Regions from separate parts of the Homo sapiens genome. Here all the other regions are linked to region 1. Evidence: read pairs that join two places in POLR2A ChIA-PET (ENCODE). Cell type or tissue: MCF 10A. All regions are shown on one strand. Region 1 overlaps RUNX1 (RUNX family transcription factor 1). Region 2 overlaps RUNX1 (RUNX family transcription factor 1). Region 3 holds the start of RUNX1-AS1 (RUNX1 antisense RNA 1). Region 4 overlaps LINC01426 (long intergenic non-protein coding RNA 1426). Region 5 has its middle 210 kb from the start of RUNX1.

Region 1 (4,000 bases):
TGGAACCTCGGAAACGCGCCTTGGCCGTTCCAGCTCAAGTGGGCTCTGGGGCGGCTTCCTGTCTTTTATCCTCGAACGCTAGTTCTTCCCGGGCGACCCGAAGGCCACGAGGCGGGCCGCACAGCCCCGCGCCGTCGGGGGCGTTCCGGGAGCTCCGGGGACTGCGCGCGGCGTCCAGGGAGGGCGGCTGCTGCCCCCTGGCGTCCGCCAGAGCCCGCGGCGCGTCCCGACAGCTCCGCGCAGTCCGGGCCCGCCCGGGAAAGGCCTCCACGCCAGTCAACCCCGGCCCCCTCCTGCGTCCGGGCCCGCGGCAACGCCCGGGGACAGTCCCTGCGCGGCAGCGGCCACAGCACCCTAGCCCTGGGGGAGGGAGGAGCGGGCGTCAGGGGCCCCGTGAGGTCGGCGAGGGACCCCCGCGCCGGGGAGCTTAATTGAGGGGCTCCGCGGGGACCACAAAGCAGCCCGCGGTGGAACGGGGCCGGGATCCGGGGACTGGGTTGCAGCCCCGGGGTGGATGAGAGGCCCCGGGAGGTGCAGGGCCCGGCAGGGAGGGCGTGGAGGGACTCATGGTGACGGGAGCAGCCTCCGCTGGGAGGGAGCCCCGCCGGGCGGGGTCGGAGTTGGCAGCGCACGCCGGACCGGGGGCGGGGCCCTCCGAGCTCCGCGAAAATGCCCGCAGCACCGCGGGGACCGGCGCAGGGGGAAGCGGCCGCCCGCACGCGAAGCCGGGGTGGGTTCCGCACCTGGGGCCGCTCGAGCGCACGGGGGCGGGGAGAGGAGCGGGGGCCGCTTCCGGGGAGCCGGAGGGGAGACGCGGGGCCCGGGCAGGCTGTCCGGCTGCTGCGGGTGCCGGCGCTACAAGGCCCGGGAGCAAGCCGCGTGGCTGCTTTCAACTTTCCTTCCAGCCGCGCGTTCTTGGGGTCTTTCCTGACTAGGAAACTCTTCGCTGGCCGCTGACGCACGCAGCAAGTGAGACGCGCGGAGGGATCGAGCCGCGGCCCGGGCGCAGCGGTAAAAAACACCCATTACAGAAACCGACCCAAGGGAAGACGCTGAGAGCAAACGGCACGCGCGGACGCCGTCCGGCCTCATGCAAGGAATCAGCGCCGCTTCGCCGCAGCTGCCAGCCGGACGGTGCAGGAGCGCGGAGTGGCTCCCCCGGGCCCCGCGGCCAAATCGCACCCCCGCCCTGGAAGCGGAGGCCTGGCCCTGGGCGGCCGCGCAGGATCTGGGGCCGTCCGCGGGCTGCAGCCCGGTTCGGGAGCCTCGTGGCGGCCACTGCGCCTGCCTGCAGCGGCTCGCGGGGCCGGGCCTCTCCGGGTGCGGCGCGCCGGCCGGGTCCTCCTCGGGCCGGCGGGGCCTGCTTTCTTTTTCCAGGTCTCCGGACCGTGGCCACTCGCGGAGCCGCACAAGCCTGCGTGTGGCTGCGGAAAGGGGTCCGCACGCGGGCGGGGCCCCGGGCCAGCATGCAGGCTTGGATGCGGGGCGCGGGGGTGGCCTCCGACTCCCCGCCCGGGCTGCGTACAGTAGCGCGCGGCGCGGCGGCGGGGGCGCGCGGGCCAATTCCAGGAGCCGGCGGCGGCGAGCCGCGCCCTGGCTGATACCGGAAAGGCCTGTGATTGGCCGCCGGCCGCCCCTATGCAAACGAGCTGAGGGAATGGAATTCCTCCGGCCGGGCTTACAGTAAAAGCACGTTCATTTCCAGGCACTCTCATTCATAGAGCCAGCGGGCGCGGGCGGGACGGGCGCCCCGCGGCCGGACCCAGCCAGGGCACCACGCTGCCCGGCCCTGCGCCGCCAGGCACTTCTTTCCGGGGCTCCTAGGGACGCCAGAAGGAAGTCAACCTCTGCTGCTTCTCCTTGGCCTGCGTTGGACCTTCCTTTTTTTGTTGTTTTTTTTTGTTTTTCCCCTTTCTTCCTTTTGAATTAACTGGCTTCTTGGCTGGATGTTTTCAACTTCTTTCCTGGCTGCGAACTTTTCCCCAATTGTTTTCCTTTTACAACAGGGGGAGAAAGTGCTCTGTGGTCCGAGGCGAGCCGTGAAGTTGCGTGTGCGTGGCAGTGTGCGTGGCAGGATGTGCGTGCGTGTGTAACCCGAGCCGCCCGATCTGTTTCGATCTGCGCCGCGGAGCCCTCCCTCAAGGCCCGCTCCACCTGCTGCGGTTACGCGGCGCTCGTGGGTGTTCGTGCCTCGGAGCAGCTAACCGGCGGGTGCTGGGCGACGGTGGAGGAGTATCGTCTCGCTGCTGCCCGAGTCAGGGCTGAGTCACCCAGCTGATGTAGACAGTGGCTGCCTTCCGAAGAGTGCGTGTTTGCATGTGTGTGACTCTGCGGCTGCTCAACTCCCAACAAACCAGAGGACCAGCCACAAACTTAACCAACATCCCCAAACCCGAGTTCACAGATGTGGGAGAGCTGTAGAACCCTGAGTGTCATCGACTGGGCCTTCTTATGATTGTTGTTTTAAGATTAGCTGAAGATCTCTGAAACGCTGAATTTTCTGCACTGAGCGTTTTGACAGAATTCATTGAGAGAACAGAGAACATGACAAGTACTTCTAGCTCAGCACTGCTCCAACTACTGAAGCTGATTTTCAAGGCTACTTAAAAAAATCTGCAGCGTACATTAATGGATTTCTGTTGTGTTTAAATTCTCCACAGATTGTATTGTAAATATTTTATGAAGTAGAGCATATGTATATATTTATATATACGTGCACATACATTAGTAGCACTACCTTTGGAAGTCTCAGCTCTTGCTTTTCGGGACTGAAGCCAGTTTTGCATGATAAAAGTGGCCTTGTTACGGGAGATAATTGTGTTCTGTTGGGACTTTAGACAAAACTCACCTGCAAAAAACTGACAGGCATTAACTACTGGAACTTCCAAATAATGTGTTTGCTGATCGTTTTACTCTTCGCATAAATATTTTAGGAAGTGTATGAGAATTTTGCCTTCAGGAACTTTTCTAACAGCCAAAGACAGAACTTAACCTCTGCAAGCAAGATTCGTGGAAGATAGTCTCCACTTTTTAATGCACTAAGCAATCGGTTGCTAGGAGCCCATCCTGGGTCAGAGGCCGATCCGCAGAACCAGAACGTTTTCCCCTCCTGGACTGTTAGTAACTTAGTCTCCCTCCTCCCCTAACCACCCCCGCCCCCCCCCACCCCCCGCAGTAATAAAGGCCCCTGAACGTGTATGTTGGTCTCCCGGGAGCTGCTTGCTGAAGATCCGCGCCCCTGTCGCCGTCTGGTAGGAGCTGTTTGCAGGGTCCTAACTCAATCGGCTTGTTGTGATGCGTATCCCCGTAGATGCCAGCACGAGCCGCCGCTTCACGCCGCCTTCCACCGCGCTGAGCCCAGGCAAGATGAGCGAGGCGTTGCCGCTGGGCGCCCCGGACGCCGGCGCTGCCCTGGCCGGCAAGCTGAGGAGCGGCGACCGCAGCATGGTGGAGGTGCTGGCCGACCACCCGGGCGAGCTGGTGCGCACCGACAGCCCCAACTTCCTCTGCTCCGTGCTGCCTACGCACTGGCGCTGCAACAAGACCCTGCCCATCGCTTTCAAGGTACTGGCCCGGAGAGGGTGGTGGGAGGACAGGCGGAGGCCGGCGAGGCCGGGGGAGATCCGCGAGGGCAGCGGCCAGGCGGGCGGGGCCGGATTCTGGAAAGGGGCCCCCGCAGCCCCGGGTCGGTCTTCCTAGCTTGGGATGTGGGGGATGCTGTGTTGCCGTGGCGACCCTCGGGAGGCACTCGTCTCAGCTTTCTGGGGCGGCCTCCCAGGAGGGCTGAAAACATCAGGGTGTCCCCAAAGATATCCACTGGGAGCCGGTCGGGACCTCCCTGGCAGGGGCCTTAGCTTTGATACAAAGTAGGAAAAGTTATAACCCAGCCCGGCAGAGACAGCCCGTCTGCTAACTTACTGCTGCCCCTACCGCTGGATTAACACCCAAACCATTTTGTCTTCCTCAGATGAAAGGATCAGGAAATAAAATAGTAAGACTT
Region 2 (4,000 bases), 81 kb after region 1:
TAGGGTGGCCATAGAAGAATCTAAACATCCATGATGTGCTGGTGTTGCAGGAATGTACCCAACCTGTCTGTAGAGCTCCTTCAGGCCTGGAAAGTTGTATACGGGGGGCAGAGGTGCAGAAAGTGCACAGTGCAGAAGATCCTTATGGAAAAGATGTCTGCAACAAATGTTTATTTAACAAAGTACAGAGAAAGAATCTGTCTGCAAGGGAGGAGGCAGCAGAAACCAGAAGGTGCCTTCTGTTCCCTCTGAACTATGGTCCCTCCAGCTGTGTGCACTGAAGGCCACTCTCCCTCTGCCTCAGGGACACGATGCCAACTGAGAATGAGACATGTTCTAAAAACACCCATCTTTTCTGGAAGCTAGTGACCTATCCTTGAACCCTCCCTCCAAAAGCACTCTGCCTAAATACGTAGCCCTTTCCCAGACGTGTCTCAGACTCATCTGGCTGAGGGTAGCAGCCTCGTGGTGCAGGGTGAACTGTTTCCCCTGGGAACCGTCTGACAGTGCTAATGAGGAATTGCATTTTGCGTTTATAGAGCACCTTTCATCTGTGGATCTCAAAGCTGCCCCACAAACATTAATTAACTCTCACACCTGTGAGGCAAGTGAGCCTGGTTACCCCCATTTTTAGAGGTGAGGAAACAGAGGTTTGAAAAGAAAAGGACTCCAGGGTGAACCAGCAGGGTTGGGGGCGGCCTGATGTGAGGAACCAGCATTCTTGATTCACAGGGCCCTGACCACAAAGCCACAAAGCTTCCCCGGCGAGGTGATGAATACGGGTCCCGGAAGCAGGGAGTGGTGGAGAGGCGGACACAGGGCTCCCTTCTTCCTTCCCGCAGGCAGCCTGCCACCTCCCAGGCTGGCAGGTCGGCAGTGAGGATGGGATCCCTCAAAACCTGAGGCCTTTAAAACAGCATACCCAGGCAGGGTTCTGCCCCGGCTTGGTCTGTCTGCTTCTCTTCAAAGTAATTGCTGGAACAACGAATGCATCTGAGCTACACATGACTAACCAAGATGTCTGCAGCCGGCCAGAGACGAACGGTTGGCAAATCCTGGAGCTGTTTCACAACCTCCCTTTTTTCCAGGATCCAGAGCTGGTGCTGACTGACTCATGTTATCATGGGATTTCAATGATATAGCAACAGTGTGCTGAGCCGGTGTCTGCTACCTGGGGGTACCTGTAGTAGGAATAGGTGACTGCTCTTCTTACTTGTGCTGTGCCGGAGCTTTGCTCCCTGCTGCAGAGGCCAGAGGAAACACTGCTTCTCAAAGACAGTGGAACTTTCAGGGAAATGTCCCTTTCAGAGCAGAGTCACCCACCCCCAGGGACTCTGAAAGGCCCCTGACATCACACACCTCTGACAGATGTGATGCTGGGAAGCATCTGGGGTCACCCCCTTTGTCTGCAAGGGGAGCCTAGGCCTTTCTTCCCAGGGGTCCCAGACAGTGAGATGCAAACCACCACTGGGGCTCGCCCTAACACATCACCCTGGAAACTGACTCACATCTCTGAGTCCTGAGTCACATCCTGTTGTGTGTTCTGAGGTCTCCAAGAGGGCATTACACCAGCTCCCCATGACTGAGGTGAATCTGGAGGGAACCCTGGGAACGTCCCTACCTTCCTCCAGGATGAAGGAGGGAAAAAATTCCTCCAGGGAAATAACCAGGGCTGCCCCTAGGGTTTATATGTTCACCAAGCTGATTTGCCTTTTTCAAAAATAGATGGTAGAACCCTGTGGTCTATGTGACTTTTATTTTTAAATAGCTCTGAGAGATGACTGAAAGACCTGGCGTTTTAAAGATGTCAGCCACACAATCAAGGAAGGGGCTTTCTAACTATAACCTTCTCCAAGCCCAGGATGAAGGGTGCCACCGCTCAAGGGGTGCTGTTGGAAACCCAGCTTCTGAGGGTGGGTGTTTAAAAGACCCTAGAGTGGACAGTCAGAGGAGGGCCGGGAGGGGTCTCTATCCATCTTCTCCCAGCGCCTGTGGGGAGCACGAGGACAAAGAGGGATGTTTTGAACTTTTCAAAGAACAAGATATTTTGTTCTATTGATTTTGTCTATTATTTTCCTGTACTTAATTTCACTGGTTCCTAGTCTAATTTTTATTATTTCTTCTCTTCTGCTTGCTTGAGGTCTGTATTGCTATTTTCTCCAGTCTCCTGAGGTGGAAGCTTCAGTGACTGATTCTGGATCTTTCTTTTCTAATATATGTATTCAATGCTATAAATTTCCCTCTAAGTACTGTTCTATCTGCATCCAAAAATTGTAATAAGTTGTATTTTCATTTAGTTCAAAACATTTTTTAATTTCTCTTGAGACTTTTTATTTGACTCATGTCTAATGTAGAAGTATGTTGTTTAATCTCCAAATATTTGGAGATTTTCCAGTTATCTATTATTGGCTTTTTAATTTAAATCCATGTGGTCTGAGAAAATACTTTGTATGCTTTCTATACTTTTAAGGATCTTAAAGTGTGTTTTGTGGCCCAGAATATGGCTTATCTTGGTGAATCTTCCATGTGAGCTGAAGAATGTGTATTCTGCTGTTGTTAGAGTATTCCATAAATGTTAATTAGATCAAGTTGACTGGTAGTGCCGTTTAGGTCAACTGTGTCTTAATTTTCTGCCTGCTTGATGTATCAATTACTGAAAGAGGGTTGTTGAAGTCTCCAATTGTAATAGCGTATTTACCTATTTCTCCGTGTAGTTCTATCAGTTTTTGCCTCATGTTTTTTGACACTCAGTTTTTAGGTGGACATATATTAAAGATGCTGTCTTCTTAGAGAATTCACCCACATTATCATCATGTAATTCCCTTCTTTATCCCTGAAAATTGTCCTTCCTCTGAAGTCAGCTTTGTATAAAATTAACATCGCTGCTCTGGCTTTCTTTCAATCAGTGTTAGCATGGTGTACCTTTTTCCATCCCTTTACTTGTAATCTGTATAAATATTTTTATTTAAAATAGGTCCCTTGTAGACAATATGTAGTTGGGTCTTGTCTTTAATCCACACTGCCAATCTCTGTCTTTAAATTGGTGCATTTAGAGTATTCATATTTAACCTAAGTATTAATATAACTGCAGTAGTATCAATCATATTTATAACTTTTATATTTGTTGCACCTGATTCTTCCCCCCACACCTCTTTTTCTACCTTTTATAGGTTTAACTGAACATTTTATATGATTCCATTTTATCTCCTCTGTTAGCATATTAATCATTCTTTTTAAAAATGTTTTTAGTTACTGCCCTAAAGTTTGAAAAGTACATGTATAACTAATCTACATCTAGCATCAAATAACTACCACTTCTTCCTTCCTGTTTATATCATTACTGCCTTTTATTTCATTTATCCACATGCTATAATCACTCAATACTTTGTTACTATTATTGTAAACAGTTATCTTTCAGATCAGTTAAGAAAAATAAAACTTAATTTTACCTTAATATAGTACTTTTCTAATGCTCTTCCTTTTTTATGCAGTTCTTTTTGACATTTCTCATAGGGCAGGTCAGCTGGCAATGAATTATTCCAGTTTTGTTTGTCAGAAAATATCCTTATTTCTTTGAATTTGAAGGATAATTTTGCTGAATGCAGAATAATAGTTTGGTAGCTTTTTTGTTGCAACACTTCATGTATTCTCCTTTCTTTGTGTTTGCATGGTTTCTGAAGAGAAAGATAATGTAATTCTTATCCTTTTTCCTCTATGGATAAGGTGTTGGCTTTTCCCCCTCTCTAGCTTCTTTCAAGATTTTCTCTTCTCTTTGGTTTTTTGCAGTTTAAATATGATATGCCTGGGTGTAGATTTGGTATTTATTATGCTTGGTGTTCTCTGAGCTTTCTGGATCTGTGGTTTGGTATCTGTCATTAATTTTGGAAAATTCATAGCCATTAATACTTCAAGTATTTCTTCCACTGTTTTCTTTTTCTTCTCCATCTGGTATTCCAATTACACATTACATCTTTTGAAACTTTCTCACAGTTCTTGGATG
Region 3 (4,000 bases), 53 kb after region 1:
GCCCTGTAAACATTCACAGTTGATTCCAAACATGCTGAAGAAGCCAAGCTGCCAGCATGCAGGTGTTCAGAGCTGCATCCTGGTTCTACCCAAGGGCTTGACCCAGGGTCGAATTCCCTGTTGCCCTCTAAAGCCCGGTACTCAGTGAGAAAGAAGAAAAGTGAATTGGATAGTAGACATTTTCCATACTCCTCTATTTAACATTCGGGGGGCAAATGAGCCTTTTAACTGAACACAGATACAGGAAACTGAAGACATAAAGTATTCATTTTCCCCAGCTTGAAAGTTTATATCGGAAGTTCCTATATTTCATGCAAAATATTGCTATTTGGCACATGAGGTCTGATGGTTTCAGAAAGTAAGAATTAGATGTTCCTTCGATCTAGCTTGTAAGTGCATCCAAACCACACCCTGAATATGATAATGCTTCTCATTTCCCCTGTGCCTTGGTGTCACAGCTCTCCAGCACCATTGTGAGCCTGAGGGTCAAGACCCCTACCAAGGCAATAACGTTCCTACTGACTCCCAGGAACACACGTGGGGAGAGTGGAATGGGCTCTTCCCCAATCCTCCAGCATTAAACTCAGCCCTGAGACTCCCAGGGCTTAGAAAACAGCTTAGAGTGAAGAATTGTTTTCTCTGAGAGTTATGCCTGAACACTTCTGCTAAAGCAGACAGTCATCAGTTAATCTCTATAAATGACTACAATTTTGGCAGGTATCAGCTGGTATAGAAATTGCTCACAAGTTAAAGCTCTCATTTCTAAGTATATAGTAATGAGGGGGACTAATTAAAATAAAAAACAAAGAAACAAACAAACAAAAAATACCTCACGTTGTGCCTGACCACAGGACTGGCTTACCTGGAATGATGATTCCTGTTGGGTGTCTCCGTGGCACAGGTCCCCACGCTTGCTGGCTAAGAGAGACACAACTGCCAAGAGCTGTTTTTCCAAGCTGTGGCTGTAGACTCTACCACGTCAAGTGCTGTGTATTCAGAATGACCTCGCTCACATCACTCTCCTGGGTCACCCACTGTCCTTGACACAGTGTTCTTCAAAAATGCCACTAAGTGCCTGAGGAATGTGAAGTTTTGAAATGAGCACAAAACCTGCCGGCAGCCTTTGCCGACTGGCATTATTTCTGAGGCAGATAGAGCTCTCCACAATCATTGTTCCTGCCTTCTTCTTTACCCCAACTCGTAATGCCAGGCATTAGACTGTGGTAGGAGGTTAAAGGGCTGAGTTATTATGTTTTGAATGGTTGTTCCATTGGAATTGTTTGTTTTTCTGCAAGAAAACTGCAGATTTTTCAGTTTGATCATCAGGAAGCCAAGGATCTATGGCAGAGATAAGAGGAGGGAGGAGCTAAGGAAGGCTTCATCCAGAGGCACTGAGTCACACCATGGCTGACCAACACAGAGCGCTCTAGAAAAAAGACATTTTCATACTTCTGAGGGAAAGGGATGATGGGGGTTGCTGCAAGACCTGGCCCCATGGCCTTTCATCCACAAAGCCGGTGCTTAAAATACGCAGCCAAGAACAGGCCTCCCACATGCATGCTGAGCCTGCGTGACTCAGGCTGTTTGCGTTCAAGTCTCCTGTTGTGGGCTGGAGCGCTGAATCAGAGTCCAGATTTGCCTTGGTGACACATGACAAGAGGGGCCATTGCATTTGAACTACATAAATATTATGCTTAAGTGTTTTTCCTCATTTTGGAGCCAAACAGGTCTCGTTAATGATAAAATCACTGCAATATAGTGGGCCCTTTTTTTCTGGTCTGGAATTTGAGACAATGTCAACTGTGCCAAGGGGCCTGGCAGCAGGAAGAAATGGCCAGCCATGGAGATTTGCAGCCATCATGCAAGTTATACCATTTAATTTTATAATTGTAGCCATTGGGAGCTGGACTACAGTGCACTTCTCGTGGTCTGCTCTTACCCCAGGCTGCGGGAGTGGAATCAAGGGGGCCTCTTTCTAGTCTAGGATTGGGTCAGGGCATGTGAAATAGCACTTTATGGGGGCAGCGGGCAGGCTGTTTCTCAGTCTGGCTTTGGGGACATTTGGCAATAGGGAACAGAGGTTGTGCAATCGATCAAGGACTCTTTATTGGAACCATAAGGCTGAGGAAGCAGCAGGAGGCCATTGTCTTTAAAAGAGAAATGAATGGCCCAGGCCTCCTGTGGCTACCTCCCTACCTTGGAGCCTCAGCTTTGCACGACAGGACTGGCTCTGGTTTAAGGACATTTTGAGAAAACCGTAGGCCCCAGTCCCCCATGAGTGGCCTCTGCTTGCTGCTTCCTGGTGACGGTTGTTTTGGTGAAGAGCATGATGAGGACACTTGCTATCTATATAGACACTGAGGGGCCCACCATCCCACCCTATATAGACACTGAGGGGCCCATCATCCCATCCCACCAGTCCTGAGCCCCCTGGGGAAGCTCACCAGATAGGCTGTAGCTACCTCTGGGCTCCAGTGGGCCTATTCTGCTGGGAATATTGGACAAGACACAGGCGAGGCCTTCCTGTCAACTCCTCCTTAGGGGTACATGGGGGAGTCGGCTTCAGGGAAGAAGGAATGCTTGTGAAAAGCCTGTGAGGAGAGGGAGAGGGAGAGGGGCTGAGGGGCTGAGGATGCCCTGCGTGTACCTGGAAATGGGACCTCCCCAGAGGCTGTGGGTTTGCAGCCACGCCTCATTTCCTCTTGGAAGGGGCCCTACCACTAAGCTGCGGGGCCCACTTTGCCGCCTCTAAAACGTGCCAGTGGCTGGGTTTGCAGTAAGGAACAGCCGTTCTGATGCCCCTGGGAGGCCACCTTTCCTGGCTGCCACAGCATAGCCCCTGGCATGTGGCCATGTGCCAACAATTAATGCGCCTCTTTCCCTCCCGGCATCACCACCACCGCCAAGTTCTGTATCTCAGTGAGTTGTGCCCATTGGAAGTGGGTGTAGAGGGTTGGGGAGGGTGCCAAGGCCCAGACTGGGGGAGCACTCTGTGGCCGAGGCGGTGAAAGGGGGCCCATTCTGCTGAGAGGACAGTGGCCCCAAATTCAGCTGGCATATCTCTAGCGAGTCTATGTTGGGGTGAGGGGAGAGAGAGGGGAAAGACAAGAAAAGCCCCAGTTTTAGGAAATCCACAATACTTTTTCTGATCTCTTCCCTCCCTCCTTCCCTCCCCCCATCCCCTCCCCTCCCTGCTCCCCACAATAGGACATCGGCAGAAACTAGATGATCAGACCAAGCCCGGGAGCTTGTCCTTTTCCGAGCGGCTCAGTGAACTGGAGCAGCTGCGGCGCACAGCCATGAGGGTCAGCCCACACCACCCAGCCCCCACGCCCAACCCTCGTGCCTCCCTGAACCACTCCACTGCCTTTAACCCTCAGCCTCAGAGTCAGATGCAGGGTAAGTACCAGATGGAGCCCACTGCCCGCCTCTCCTGCACCTGGGCCACCACCCACAACTGGCCCCCATGTGCACACACCTTCCCAGACCAACTGGGGTTTCCCCTTGATGCTCAGAGAAAGGCCTCGAACCAACAGCACCACCTGGGAGCTGTTGGAAATGCAGAGTCTTGGGCCCCACCCACCCCAGACCCACCGAGTCAGATCTGCATTGTAACCAGATCCCCACAAGGAAAAGCACTGCTACAGAGGATACGAGGAGCTCTGGGTATGGATATCCATATTGGATAGATAGCTCTCTTGAATTTTTTAAGAGTTAGCTTTGGCTATGCTATTTTTTTACCTACCCATTAGGCTTGAAGACACACACGCAGACACACACACACACACACGTCAAGCAAAGTGAAGATGGGATGTTTCAAGTTCTCGCTATTGCCAGATTATTTGTGGGTTTTGTATCTAGTGTTTTTTTATTATTAAGAAATAGTTGAAATGTATGGATGTCATCACATCAAGGGTGTTATTTGCAAATCAATAGAGAATGCAGGTCCCCCCAGCCCATGGGGCTAGCTGGCAATTACTAAAGCGCTGTAAGATGCAAT
Region 4 (4,000 bases), 110 kb after region 1:
CATTACTCCTAAAAAACTGAACACACACTTATAATAAGTCCTAGTATATCCCTAAGACTATTTCTAGTAGTGTTTTCCACTGCTAGAAAAATACTTCACAAACTCCTTTCATGTGTACCCGAAGATGTATGCAAATGCTTACAGCAGCACTTGTACTAGCAAAAAGTGGAAACAACCCAAATGTCCACAACAGAAGAATAGATAATAAGTTGTGTTACGTTCTTGCAGTGGAATAGTATATAGAGATAAACAGGAATGGGCTGGGCACAGTGGCTCATGCCTGTAATCCCAGTACTTTGGGAGGCCAAGGCAGGTGGATCACCTGAGGTCAGGAGTTCCAGACCAGCCTGGCCAATATAGTAAAACCCTGTCTCTACTAAAAATACAAAAATTAGCTGGGTGTGGTGGTGGGTGTCTGTAATCCCAGCTACTCAGGAGGCTGAGGCAGGAGAATCACTTGAACCTGGGAGGCGGAGGCTGCAGTGAGCTGAGATCACGCCAGTGCACTCCAGCCTGGGAGACAAGAGCAAAACTCTGTCTCAAAAAAAAAAAAAAAAAAAAATGGACTACCATTACATACGGCAAGATAAGTTATGGTGAAAAAATCAGAAGAGCACACAGAGTATGATTCCATTTATATAAACTTCAAAAGCAAACAAAACTAAATGATGTATTTTTTATGCAAGCATATCTAGATACTTTTAAAAATCTAGGGAAATGATTAACACAAAATTTAGGATCCTAGTTTACATTTGGTAGCAGAGGGGGAGTGACGGGGGAATTCTGGGATTCAGTTGTTCTGTTTATTAGCTTAGGTGGTTAAAGAATGCATATTTATTTTGTCATTATCCACAAAATTTGGTTGAAGTAGACTGCTAACATGATCAAAACTCAATTTTGGATCAACTGAGTTTGCTCTGGTCCATAGTCCTCTTGGAATCCCATAAACTAATCTGTAATGTGACCATTAAATACCTGTGGTCACCAGGGGAACCAGGTAGAAAAGCTTCGGATTCCACATTCCAGTGCCTGTGGTTCTTGTATGCAAGGTAGAATTTATTTCTGTTGCATCATTTGGGTCAGAGGAAAACGCCAACGTGCCGTTGAGGCTGAAAGTATTCATCAGTGTAAGTCACATGGTGATCTGACTTTCTTTGAATGTTTCTTAACAACCGCCATCCTCAAAGCCCTTACAATGTCCCTGCAGTTGTTTATGAGCCCTCTCGGGTTGTTCCATGAAACAGAGGCTATAGGCATGTTGTCCATAGATTAGCCCTTCCGGATGTGGCTAATGGTTTCAATACCAGGCAACGGGGATATATGTTTGTGGGCACTGAGGAGTAGGAGATGGTTAGAGACCCTTCATCAAAGTAAAACAGAATGGCACCAACCACAGATTTAATTCAAAAACAAAACACTATTGGTTGTGGTTTCAATTGTCTCTTTCTTTCTTCACAAATACCTCACATCTGTGTAAAGATTGGCTCAAACCCCACTTAAAAAGCAAGCCCTTACCAAGATTCTAGTTCATTGATTAACAAGGAGGGAAGAAAGCTTGCTTTATGCTGTAAAAAGTTTGATTTAATTGCCCTCCTCCCTGGCCTCTTTTTGTCTAAATTGCAAAGTCCCGCAGTCTTGAGACTCTACTTGGATTTCCTCCCAATATTTGAATACATAAATATAGGTCTGTGAGTACGCTGCCACCGTTTATGAGCCTTTTAAAGATCAAAGAGTCATTTTCAGCTCTTGGGTTTGTCACTTTAAAACATACCGTACTTTACAATTTAATGGGTAGTTCTTTCAGAATAGCCCATTAGCTCTCCCCATTTCTGTCTTAACAGAATCCTACAGTTTATATAAAGAAGAAATGCCTTTAATGCAGGATGCAACTCAATTTCCAACATCTTAAAATGCTCAGAATCTCCCTTTACTGGAGCTGAGTTTTAAAGGGTACAGTTCTGAGCCACCATACATGTCATTCTAAAGATGCCAGTAGCTCTGATTCAAAATTGGTTGGTCACATTGACAAAAGAGAACATCAAAAAGTCAGGAAGAAGTAAGAGTCCACAGAACACCACTTCTCCAAGTGCTTGCAGAGCTTGAAATGTAAAGAATGACTCTAAAATTATGTAGCCTGGGGACCAGGTCATATTGCGTAACAGGTTAACAGTGACGATCCTTGCATGTTTACCTAATGTTTTTTGGGGCAACACCTTTAAATTCAGCATTGGGTTCAAATTTGAACTTTTGGACAGCTTCAGTATTTCTTACACAGATTAAGATGACTATAGAACAAATAAGAGAAATAATAAAATGAGGAAAAATAAACATCTTAAACTTTTAGTTTAAATTGATGCACTGGCTGAAATCATAAGCATGATCTGTGTGTTCACAGAACTGGTTCTCAGAAGCATACCAGGTTGCCTGCCCTAAAGTTAGGTGGAGTTATTTATTTGGTTTGTGGAAAGTAGGTTTTGAAAGATTACTACCTCCATCGATGGTGGTGGAATAGTGTGTTACAAATTAACACTCACACAGAGAAAAATTAACAATTTTAAATCACTTCTCTCTCTCTCTCTGTGTGTGTGTGTGTGTGTGTGTGTGTGTGTGTGTGTGTGTGTGTGTTTGGAGACATCAAACCAAAGTAGCAAGGACTTGAGGAGCCAATATCTTGGGGAAAAAAGGAAAGTTAAAAAGAAGTGAGAAGTGAGATAAGTCTGACATATGTCCATTACTTTATTTTTCTCCTCAAGGCATTTTATGTTTCTCAGAAAGATGCTGAGAAGCTAAGAAACTTCTGCATGTCTTGCAGGGAGCAGGAACAAAATTGGAGTGAAGGACTCTCCAAAGAAAAGAGGTGCTGGTAAAGAGCACAGGCTTTCCACTGGGGTGCTCAGAGAGCTATACTTGGGAGAACAGCCTCACAGGTACTGAAACTCAGACTCTAATCACCCCAATATCTGCATAGGCAAGTCATTCCAAACCAACTGACTTCAAAACATACAGAGCTGCAAATTGTCTCAACAATTTTTATACAAAATGCTTTGTGTTTAATTGCAAATTACTTCATACACCAGGAGACATGAACACATAACAGAAAACTGAGAGAAATCAACAGAGAAAGGAACAGCCTCACAGGATTTATCAGATATTTAGTTTAAAATATATGTGATTAATAAATCCAAGAAATTAGATGGCTATGTGGAAACCCTCAGCAGAGAACTTGAACCTGTAAAAAGAAGAAAGTGGACATTCTACAACTGAAAAATGCTTGAACTGAAATTAAGAAATTAATGAATGAATATAATAGTAAGTGACAGAAAGCTGAAAAAGGAATTAATGAACTGGAAGATCAGTCAGAGGAAATAACCAGATTGAAATAGTTTTGTTTTGTTTATAAATGGTACATACAGAAACATACAAAAAGAAACATAAGAGATGTAAGGTTACATGATGAAAGGTCCACTATGTATGTATTCAAAATTCCAGGAGAGGAGAATGAGAATAGGTAGGAACAGTGTTCAAAGAGACGATAGCCAAGAAGTTTCCACAACTACTGAAAGGTAACAAGCCACAGTTTAAAAAGTGCTAAAAACACCAAGCAGGATAAATACAGTCATGTGTCACTTAATGACAGGATAGGCTCTGAGAAATATATCATTAGGCAATTTTGTCATTGTGTGAACCTCAGAGTGTGTTAGTGTGTACTTACATAAAACTGGATGTATACATATTTTTAGTTACACACACACACACACACACATATATATATGCTTCATATGAAAAACCAAATGTCTCAGCACCAATACTGAATATCAATCATTTCCCCTATTTGATTTGTAATGCCAACATCAAGTGCCGTACATCAGGTTTCTATTTATGCTCCATTACAATCTTATAGGACCTCTGATGTGTAAGTGGTCTGTCATTGACTGAAACATGGTTATATGATGCATGACTGTACTAAGAAAACTACATCTAAGTACATCATAGTAAAACT
Region 5 (4,000 bases), 370 kb before region 1:
TAAAACCTTGAGATTATTTTTTGTATTATATTTGTGGTCCAATCTCATTTGATGACTTTAAGAGTAACTAAGTCTACTCACATATTCCATAGGAAGCATTATCCAAGCACCGGAGACCATGCTCTCTTCAACTTCAAACTGCAGTCAAGTGGAGTAAATAATGCAGAGAGCTAAATTAACTCAAAGCACCAATGATCATGGAATAACATTCCTCTGTTTACTGTTCAAGAAAAATCTTTACAAATGCTGAAATGCTGTTAGAAAATCTATAGTTATATTATTATCATCATAAAACTAAGAATTAACCTATCTTTATTCTCCTCTGAAATCTCCTTTCAAGAAATAAAAACAGCAGGTAGAAGATACCTTCAAAATGGAAGAAGCCTTATGCTATTTCATCTATTTGTCTTTCTTTGGGTTAAACTCCAGAAACCCGGCTTGGTGCTTGTTCACTGTCCACACAATAGTAAATGATCCCAGGAGAATAAGTACATGATCAATTCCTCAGTGTCTCTGGCAATATAAGAGTTTAAAAACATGTGTACATGTGCCTGTGCATACAACAATACACATATAAATCACGGATTTTTGCTGAAATGAAATACTGAGGCCATGTGAGCATTTTTCAGTCTTCAACTTAGACACTTGGGCTGCATGCCCAGCTATGACACATCGTCCATGTTTATGAAGTCAATTTCACTTCAGTTGTTAGTATCAGTTACCATCATTCTGGATTTAAAGCCACCAGCCCAGAGCCTTTCTCTGAGCTCTCACAGATTCTAGTAGCTGTAGCAGGCATGTGACACTTCTGTGCACACTGTCTCATCTTGTTCCTGGGCCATCTGTTTGAACAAGGCCTTTTCTCTTCATTTTATTATAAATTCTTGAATCCAGGAAGCATGTCTGATATTTCTCAGAATCCTTTTTAATGTCTACCCCAGAAGTCTGTTCTAACAAGTACTCCAAAAATGTTGATTGATTCTAAATGGATTCTCAATATTATGAACAACATTTTTAGAATAAAAGAAATATTCACTTTTGTGTTTGGAAAATTCAGTGGATATGTTAAAAACAAAATATGGAAATGGGGTGAGCTCTTAAGGACTGTGAATTTCCACAGCAGCGTATAATTTCAGTAGAAGATCCCAATCCAACTTCATGAGGAATATATTAAGAGACAAAATAGAGAAACTATGACAAACTGGGTTTAGTATTTCCACCTCATCAACAATTATTTCTACCACAATCAATGAGAAAAAAACAAAGTTGTCAATCTGGATTGAGAGTGGGCATGTGTGTTTTCTCTCCTCCCTTCTGCCTCCCCCTTTTTCTCTTCTGAAACTGAGTCAGACGAGGCCATATTTCCAGTTAGAGGTCGACATTAGAGCCAAGCAGCTGTTCAGAAATGTCCAAGTAGACAGCAAGTGGCACTGATGGAGTTAACGGCAGTGACTCACTTGGGGCATTCACAGCAGGTCAGCTGAAACTCTCCCTTGCTGTATAGAGAATTTAGTCCTGCTGGGCATGCGCCCAAGACTGTGAGCTGAGGTTGATAACAGCAGAGTGCCTCTTAGTTGCCACTGGTTGCTTTGCCGTTCTCAGTTTTCACAGTTTATTTAAAGGTGGATTTTTGTCTAACGCAATCATGAACGGTGATGGGAAGAACAGGCTGAGCAGCTGTTGACTGAAATAACAGAGGGGAGGACGGGTATCTGGAAATGCTCCACACAAGTTGTCCTGCAAGCTTTGATGATGACGTTCGCATAGAAAATTATTGGTCAGAACCAGGAAGTGGAGCAGGCTTCATGCCAGTAAGGCTAGCTTGGCAAAGGTAAGATTTTTAGGATTTCAGAAAGGTTTCATTCATCTAGGAATCCTTTTCTACAAAATGTTATGGTGTTATAAAGTTACTCAATGGAGCAACAATAAAAACAAATCAAAACCATCCAAAGGAAAAAATACATGAGAAGCAGAGCATACTTATATTTTGTGAGCTTATACAAGTTTCTCAATAACACAGAAGGGAATGTATAAAAATACGATGAAAGGCTGTTGTGAGTTTTTTAATTACAAAATATGATTATTTTAGGAGAAAGAAACATAATTACCTGAACTAACTCAACACTGACACAAGACCTATTTTCCTTTTTTTTTCTTCAAATTATTTTTTAAACTTTTTAAAGGCAAGTATCTTAGATTTGTTCCTTACAGGTAGACATTTCAACAAACAAGAAATAATATTTCCTGATATGAATAGTCATTAGGGTTCAAGCTTTATTTCCCTAAAATTCTAGCATGAGATCATGGTTTCCGTAGATAGGAGAGATCTTGTTTCCATTGCATTTATTTGGTAGAAAAATCTGATTTGACGATTTGTGTTTGCTATCATCAAGTTAATTTTGTGATTAGATCCAAAACCTAATTCTGATAGTCAGACCAGGCTGAAAGCCACAATAGAAAAGGAATTAGTTTCCTTTCCCAAGAATAAAATCCTTGCATTAAATAGAGTTTGGTAAATTAAATGGCTATTTTTGACCAGGAGAGTTTGCTAGGTACTTTAATTCATTAAACAATTTTTTAGATCTGAACCTTTGAAAATATATATTCTAGGTTCAAAAGAGAATGATTGTGCCGTCTGCATTCGTATAGAATGATAGAGCACTGTAGTTGTGGCGGTTTCTCAAGGGCAGAGATTGTGATGGCGTTGCCTGCCACTGTCTACCTCATGGTAGGTGCTTAATGAATGTTGGGTGAACGAATTAATTTTGACCACAGGAAGGCAAGGGCTGACAAGAAGTGTCATCTCTTCTTGGCAGAACAGATTAGTCATTAGGATCAAGTAGAAGAGAGGATGGGATTTAGGGCGATTTAAATCAAGAGTACAGAAGCCATTAGAAGACACTGCTGGGGGAGGAGGGTTTGGGAAAGTGGGAGAGAGTTGTAGGAAAACGTTTGCATTGGCCTGGACTGAGTTCGTTTCTTCTCATGGCGTCAGAGGCCAACTGAAATTCTACAACTGGGGAAAATGAAGAGGACATCGGGGTATCAATGGGGTATAAAGAGAAAGGAATGAGAATAGCCCCAGTAACAGAAACAAATGGGTTTTGAGAATGTGTCTGTTTGTTTCTGTTGCTCCTGCCCTGTTATTCCCCATCTTGGTGTCTGCCTTCCTCATCTCTCCTCTGTTTTAATCTAAAATCTAAAGCTGCTAAGTAAAAACGACTGGTGAAATGTTAGAAACACTTCCCAAACCCTTCAGCATTCTCACAGGGTGCTTTTTTTCTCTCCCTGATCCTGCTGATCACTTAGGGCCATTCCTGGCTACCACCCTCACCATCTCATGACTACAGTAGTTAAATGGCGCTACCCTTTCCAAGTGAGAAAGAATTTCTGTGTGTGTTTGTCTACCTCTCTAGAGAGAGAAAGAAATGGAACTGATTTTTCTTAAAAGATGAAATAAACTCCTGAAGTTTTTACTTTATAACAATTCTATTTACAGTTTCATTTCTTTTCTTCAAGTATCTTCTTAAATTGTTACCATTGACTTGGGGTTAGGCATTAATATCAAATGACATCTGTTTTCATTCTGTTAAGAAAAAAAATATCACACAATAATACTTATCATGATGGAGTAACCACTGACGAGACGTTTCCAGTATTGTCAAGCTGTTGAGAAATCCAACTTTTATACTAATGGGTAGAGAGGGATCTCTCTCTCCCTACACACACACAAGCACACACACGCACACACACACACACACCCCGTAAAAAATGACTCCACTGCAGGGGTAGTGATTCATAGGATATCAGTATGGCTATGTTGTTTTTTTTAAAAAAGCTAAAATTGGAGTCCTATAGCTCCTTTTGTCTTATTACCTTATTTTCACATAAAATGAGACAGGATTCCCTGCATAAAAATCAGCTTGGTATTTGTCACGTCTGTAGCAAGCGTCTGAACTCATTTTTATGAGCAGCCTGCTTCCCCATTGCACCTCCTGTG

What was found. Peaks named below come from ENCODE experiments on the same cell type or tissue, not always from the same donor. Only the 100,000 strongest peaks of a DNase experiment are listed, where the experiment ranks them.
Region 2: POLR2A ChIA-PET joins it to region 1 with 118 read pairs; 16 of 35 experiments call an interaction of 5 or more read pairs at or near these places.
Region 3: POLR2A ChIA-PET joins it to region 1 with 22 read pairs; 18 of 35 experiments call an interaction of 5 or more read pairs at or near these places.
Region 4: POLR2A ChIA-PET joins it to region 1 with 11 read pairs; 8 of 35 experiments call an interaction of 5 or more read pairs at or near these places.
Region 5: POLR2A ChIA-PET joins it to region 1 with 45 read pairs; 8 of 35 experiments call an interaction of 5 or more read pairs at or near these places.

Annotation. Positions count from the first base shown.
Region 1 is chr21:34,886,407-34,890,406 of GRCh38, reverse strand. It overlaps RUNX1 (RUNX family transcription factor 1), which reads left to right. Exons shown (of 9, transcript NM_001754.5): 4 at 3,311-3,564. Among named protein-coding and RNA genes, the nearest start is that of RUNX1-AS1, 52 kb to the right of the region's middle. RefSeq lists silencers at 80-879, 1,180-1,859 and enhancers at 2,020-2,069, 2,340-2,399, 2,530-2,619, 3,206-3,345, 3,356-3,465 and 2 more. In MCF 10A, a CTCF peak has its summit at 195 (motif pointing left); DNase peaks (open chromatin) are centred at 566, 986, 1,656, 2,276 and 1 weaker place.
Region 2 is chr21:34,805,215-34,809,214 of GRCh38, reverse strand. The region is part of intron 7 of RUNX1 (RUNX family transcription factor 1); the gene reads left to right. Among named protein-coding and RNA genes, the nearest start is that of RUNX1-AS1, 29 kb to the left of the region's middle. RefSeq lists a cis regulatory region at 526 and enhancers at 478-546, 360-859, 374-884, 1,163-1,232, 746-1,945. In MCF 10A, no CTCF peak of the experiment used is centred here; DNase peaks (open chromatin) are centred at 424, 774, 1,044 and 1,544.
Region 3 is chr21:34,833,809-34,837,808 of GRCh38, reverse strand. RUNX1 (RUNX family transcription factor 1) reads left to right here. Exons shown (of 9, transcript NM_001754.5): 7 at 3,208-3,399. It overlaps RUNX1-AS1 (RUNX1 antisense RNA 1), which reads right to left and starts at 1,496. Exons shown (of 2, transcript NR_186614.1): 1 at 863-1,496. RefSeq lists an enhancer at 813-2,012. In MCF 10A, no CTCF peak of the experiment used is centred here; DNase peaks (open chromatin) are centred at 1,518 and 2,068.
Region 4 is chr21:34,773,089-34,777,088 of GRCh38, reverse strand. All of the region lies in intron 1 of LINC01426 (long intergenic non-protein coding RNA 1426), which reads right to left. Among named protein-coding and RNA genes, the nearest start is that of LINC01426, 29 kb to the right of the region's middle. In MCF 10A, no CTCF peak of the experiment used is centred here; no DNase peak of the experiment used is centred here.
Region 5 is chr21:35,254,296-35,258,295 of GRCh38, reverse strand. No RefSeq gene overlaps it. Among named protein-coding and RNA genes, the nearest start is that of RUNX1, 210 kb to the right of the region's middle. In MCF 10A, no CTCF peak of the experiment used is centred here; DNase peaks (open chromatin) are centred at 665, 1,525 and 3,745.